Linked DNA regions of Homo sapiens: region 2 is linked to region 1. A link is a loop called in an ENCODE intact Hi-C map of the cell type or tissue named here. Cell type or tissue: dorsolateral prefrontal cortex. All regions are shown on one strand. Links, peaks and the distances in the headings refer to the core of each region. The heading gives the core; the rest is flanking DNA.

The links. Peaks named below come from ENCODE experiments on the same cell type or tissue, not always from the same donor. Only the 100,000 strongest peaks of a DNase experiment are listed, where the experiment ranks them.
Region 2: it touches region 1 in a loop (9-fold over the local background); 1 of 110 quality-filtered maps calls a loop at or near these places.

Annotation. Positions count from the first base shown.
Region 1 is chr18:37,935,503-37,938,431 of GRCh38, reverse strand. No RefSeq gene overlaps it. Among named protein-coding and RNA genes, the nearest start is that of MIR4318, 280 kb to the right of the region's middle. In dorsolateral prefrontal cortex, for the core only: no CTCF peak of the experiment used is centred there; no DNase peak of the experiment used is centred there; H3K27ac peaks cover 161 bases.
Region 2 is chr18:38,009,570-38,012,498 of GRCh38, reverse strand. No RefSeq gene overlaps it. Among named protein-coding and RNA genes, the nearest start is that of MIR4318, 350 kb to the right of the region's middle. In dorsolateral prefrontal cortex, for the core only: no CTCF peak of the experiment used is centred there; no DNase peak of the experiment used is centred there; H3K27ac peaks cover 2,031 bases.

The DNA.
Region 1 (2,929 bases), core at 223-2,722:
TCTAAGGCCATGCCTACCCAGCAAGTCCAGAGAGCAAGCCCGGGAACAGGATTAAATACTTTTATGGTGGACAGACATAAAATGGATTATTGAAGGGTTATTAATGTGTTTAGGAGAATACTCTTAGCTTCGTAGAGCAAATATTAAAGAAGTCACTATACCTGTGAAACCTTTTCAAGAAAACAAGTGTTGAAAAATGGAATCCCTAAATCTAATTTGATTCCAAAGTCATTTTGTTATGTCCAACACATGATTTGGCAAATCATGCAGGACTTGACTGACTTGCTGGCCCCATATTGTGAATTCCAGATCAAGTTTGGTACCAAATACATTAATTTTAAAATTTGAGCTCCTATAGTTCTTTACCTCAATGTATTGTAAAAAAGGAAGCCTGTTTTGTTGAAAAAAGAAAAAAGAAATAAAAGACAAAGTAGTAATTCACGCAAGGGAATACCTTGAAACGGGTATAATTTATAAAACAAAATACCCTTAATATGACAGCAGTCAATTTAGCCTGATATAAAAGAGGGTCTGTGTTTTCTTTCATTTATATTTTTATGATACGTAATGTCTTTATAATTTCACCACTCCACATCAAAGCTGCCAACCGCTGAGTGCCTAAATAAGTAGCATGTGAAGAAAATGAATGAATTGCTAAATGTCCCATTATGTCCACAGAGAATATCCTTCTATTTGGAGTCAGGAATCTTAAATTGAGACAACAAATGAATGGTTTTCACTCCAATGGAGGGAGAGTTTTGGCAACTTTATTATGCTCAGCATTTGAATCGGAATAAGGGGAAATATAGAGAGAAATGAAGTTTTAAAAAATAATAAGTGTTGTTGGTGTTGGGTTCTGGCTCTGAATGTCAGTTCGCCTGTGAGACAGAGTGATGGGGACTGTAGGGGGCATAGCACATGCATAAAAGCTCCGGGGAGATAGAGCAGAGGGCCTGTCACTGTTGTGATTTCTCCTGCACAAAGAAGCTATTTGAAGAATCTTAACAAGTTCCAACGTGTTTGGCCCAACACATTAGGGCTGACATCAAAAATGGAAAAGCAGAGAATCTGTCGAGCTGGTTAAAGGAAATCACAATAATCAGCAGCTCTTAAGGCACTTAACCGCAGACACCCAGGGAGCCCCAAGTCAAGGAATAAGAAATGATGGGGGAGAAGGGGTGGTGATTGCAGCAACATCCAAGAGCTCATTGACCTTAAAAATCTACCCAAGTGCATCAGTGGAAAACAGGATGAATACTATAGCAAATATAACACAATTACGGATCTGTGTATGCTGAAGCAACAAAGGCTACGGAGATCCACTTTCACTGGCCCTAATTCTCCCTCTTAAAGCCTCAACATTTAAAACTTCTATTCTTCATATTCCAGATCTCATCTCTCTTTATCTTACTATCTGCAAACGTCCATAGAAACTTCCTCTCAGCACAGTGTTTTGTGCCACAATTGATGACAGAGAAGGGATGGGCTTACTAGTGTGCTATAGTGGCCTCCAGATCAGGAGGCTGGCATTTTCTGGGTAAGACATTTAACCTACTGGTTGAGAATTAACTATGAGTACATTATCAAAATAGGTCAGATATACTTAACTTTTGACCTATTGGAGTGATGAGATCATAGTCCAGGGTGAACAGTTAGTAATCAAGTCAAATGTTTCATTCTCTAAGTAAGGTTGATCTACACATTTGTGACTGTGTGAGAATACATGCGTTGTGCAACGTGCATGCAGTCAGAGCAGAGTAGGAAGAGGCTTGCTCTCTGACACCTTTTAGGGTCTATATTTTAAAGAAAAAGTTCATACCCAGATAGAGGGGAAAAGAAACTCTGAAATTCAGAAGGGTCACCTTTCATGCTAAATAGAGAATAGCATTTTATTCCTTCCACTGGGAAAATCTGCTCTATGTGTAGCAAATACAGTATTAAATTGCAACATAATGCATGTAACTATGAACATATGCTTTGAAGCTTGAACACTGTTCTTTTAAGACAAAATAATCAATGGACAGTCTGTTCCTGATATGGTTTGGATCTGTGTCCCTGCCCAAATCTCATGTTGGATTGTAATCCCCAATGGTAGAGGTGGAGCCTGGTGTGAGGTGACTAAATCATGGGGGCAGTTTCACATGAATGGTTTAGCAGCATCCTACTTGGTACTGTCCTCGCAATAATAATAGTGAGTGAGTTCTCATGAGATCTGATCATTTAAAAGTGTGTAGCACCTCCCCCTTGTCCCCTTGCTCCTACTCTGGCTATGTGATGTTCATATTCCCCCTTCGCCTTGCACCATGATTGTAAGTTTCCTGATGCCTCCCAAAACCTGAGCAGATGCCAGCATCATGCTTCCTTATAGCCTGTGGAACTGTGAGCCAATTAAACCTCTTTTCGTCACAAATCATCCAGTTTCAGGTATTTCTTTATAGCAATGTGAGAATGGACTAATATTGTTCCTCTCTGGCCTCAGTTTTCTAATCACAGGAACAAGCAGCTTAGATTATATAATTTCTAAATTCCAATCCAGTCTCATATTATATGGTCTTTAACAATATTAATAACAATATCACAACTATACCATAATGGCATATCACCAACAACAACTTTGTCAACAACTATTTGCTAAATGCTTAAGAGGCACCAGTGTGCTGAGTGGTTTATGTAATTTAACTTATTGAATCCTCACAATAATTTGTTAATGAAAGAATATTATCATTTTTATAGATGAAGACAAATAAATTTTCCAATATTACATAGTTTATGGGTGGCAATATTGATTTTCTAACTTAAATCTAACCCTGCAACCTGTGTCCTTAATTTTAAAAAACTGTATTGTATATTTCAGTTTTGTCTAGCATAGAGGGAGTGGAAGACAGGCTATAAGAGACTGAAAAGCAGCAATGTTTTCAGTAAGTGTTTA
Region 2 (2,929 bases), core at 206-2,705, 74 kb before region 1:
CAGAAGTGTCTGCAGCCCTGGTTTCAGCCAGGAGCCTCTTCATGGTTCCAGCACCGTCCATGTGGCCTTTGCTCAGTATTTTTGGACTCTGATAACACCACTTCCTCCCTTTCCTTCCACCAGCTCTAGGAGTGGTGGATGTTTCCTACATTCATTAATTCCTGAGTTACCACCCCAACCCCATTTACTTTCTCTTTATGAAACAGATACAATGTTTTCCATTCCCTGCCTTACATACCCTTCCTTTTCCCATTCTGTCCTTTTCTCTGGGACCTTTAACTATCTCACTTCTTCATCTGAATCAGTGATTTTCACACAGTTTCCTGGGGTCTTAGGGGTTTTCAGAAGCCCCCCACAGGGTTACTGATTTAAATAAAAAAAAGAGAAGGAGGAGAAAGGAGATCTAAATTGTTTGGAAAACATCATGCTCACTTTAACCATATTATTTCCATTCCTATATGTTTTATTTGTTTACATTTCTTAGAAAGATTTCATTAGAACAAAGGATTTTGCTTATAATAAGTGTTTGAAATCATGGATCTTTGCCACTGATACACATGTTAAATAGAACTTGGTCAAGGATAAAATTATGGCTATGGCCTCAGTGGACGTTGCTTTACTCTAACCAGAAGGAGTGGGGAAGACATCATCCCAGCCTGTTTCCTCCCTTTCCTCCCTCTTATCCCACCTCATCAATTATAATTTTCTTCCATGGCCCTGACCTTCTGCCCTTGTTTCTAGAATATTCTAACCCTCAGAAACTCAGCTGAAAAAAACTCCATGAATACACTGCATATCAAAGGGTAAATGCATCTAGAAAGCCTGCAATAAAAATAACCCAAACAAATGACTAACACATCACATGTCCTATTAGCAAAGTACTTGTGTGGGAACAAAATGTTGTTGTTGGTTTTGTTTTCATTTTTTTAATACAGTCAAGGCCCCAGTGGGGCATGAATGTAGAATATCATCCCATTTTATAATATATGCACCATAATCTTCTTAAAATGAGTTTTCACTTCAAGAAACATAAGGACTTAAATATGAGCAGCCTGTTTTGTGCATTTGTGTGTTTGGCATCTCATTACACTTCAGACCATTTTGTCTTCTTAGAACAATTGAATATCATTAGTGGAGGCATATTTTGTTGCCAGAACTTGCTTGGTTGTGATTGTGCTCGTTAAAATGTGTCCATTTGCCAGCTGATCGATGGGAGTTCTGAAGGGTGCCTGGTGGGTGAGCATTTGAATATCAGAAGTTTCATCTCTTTCTTCCAGAGAGAAAAATAGCTTTGCTACCAACCAACACAAAGCATGAATTGTCCTTGACTTTCCCTCCCTCCTTCTGTCTTCTTTGTGTAGTGCTCAGTTTAGCTCACTGAATTTCAGGCACCCAGAACTGTGCAAAAACATAAAAGCTTCAGAGTCAAGCAAACCTGGGAGCAAATGCAGGTTCCTTAGCATGATTTGCACAGTGACCTTGGGCAAATCGCTTAACCTCTCAGGGCGACAGAGTTTGAATTTGTAAAATGGCTTCCAAATATCTACTTTTCAGGGTCCTGACAATGAAAATCCCTAACCCGTTTTGGGAATATAGTAGATGCTCAATAATTGACAGCTGATCAAAGTGATGATGGACCAAAACACTGTATAAAACAATTAGAGAAGAGGTCAGAAGCAAATGTAGCAGATAATTAATTAGAGCATAATCAAGTACTAAAATGTAACGTACCTCAAAATAAATTATTTTAGAGACAAGACCTAGAAGATATCATTGATTCTCATTACTCACAGGTGTATAAAATTGTATAAAGTCACCAGGAACGCTGCACTGGCACTGAATTAACAAAAACACAGAATCATTTTGCTCCTAGGCTAAAAACAGGATTAGGTTCCTGTGAGCCCCTAGCCACAACATTTTTGTCAACTAATCAATATATAACATTTTTTCATGTATGTTTCTGTTTAAGATACCTCATTTAATATATTTCATTGATTCATTAACATTGAATTCACAACCAACAGCATTATAACTCATGCCTGAATGAAGCTTACCTAATGCACTTATTTTCACCAGAAGGTACATCCCAGGTTTCTTGCTTGACTTGCTGCAGAACATCAGACAGCAATTTAGCACTGTGTTTGAGAGCCATTTTAAACAGCTAAATTACCACCAAAAAGCATTAAAAAGCACAAAAATGTGAAAAATGTCACACCAAATAGATGACAACTAGGACCCTTGTTTACCATAGGAGAGCTGAAGCAAGAAAGCAGAGTATCTCTTTGTTCAACCTCTGCTGGAAAGTACACATAGGGTGACTCAAATTTTTCTCCATTCTGCATGCCCATGTTCTCAAATGACCATGGAAACACCGTGAGTATTGATTTGGGCATTACAAATAATGTTAGTAAGTACGGAAATTTGCAAAAATGGAATCTGCAAATAATGAACATCAACTGTAAATACCAAAGAGGGTTCTTGAACAAAGGAGGGGATGACTCAAAATGAGTGATGAGAGGGGAGATTCTGGGCAGAAAAAGCCACATTTGCATAAGGAAGAAGATAACTAATAGTTGGGAACAGTGTATGAGAAAAATTCATATTGGCCAGGAACCAGCCTGACTTAGATCTCATGTAACATACCTGCTCAGTTCCTTCAGATCTGATCGAATATTCCCTATTCAGACGGACCTTCTCTGGCCTCCCCATTTAAAAAGCATCCACCTCTGGTCATTTGCACTCTTGCTTTTCCCCTTGCTTTATTGTTCTCCAGAGTACACTTTTACAAGCTGATATATGTGGGGTTTTTTTGTTGTTAATTGTCAGCCTGTCCTTGCCAGAATGCAGACTCCATGAGGACAGGGATGTTGTCTGCTGTGTTCACAAACTCTGACATCTACAGAGTGCCTGCAACACCATGTCATTATCT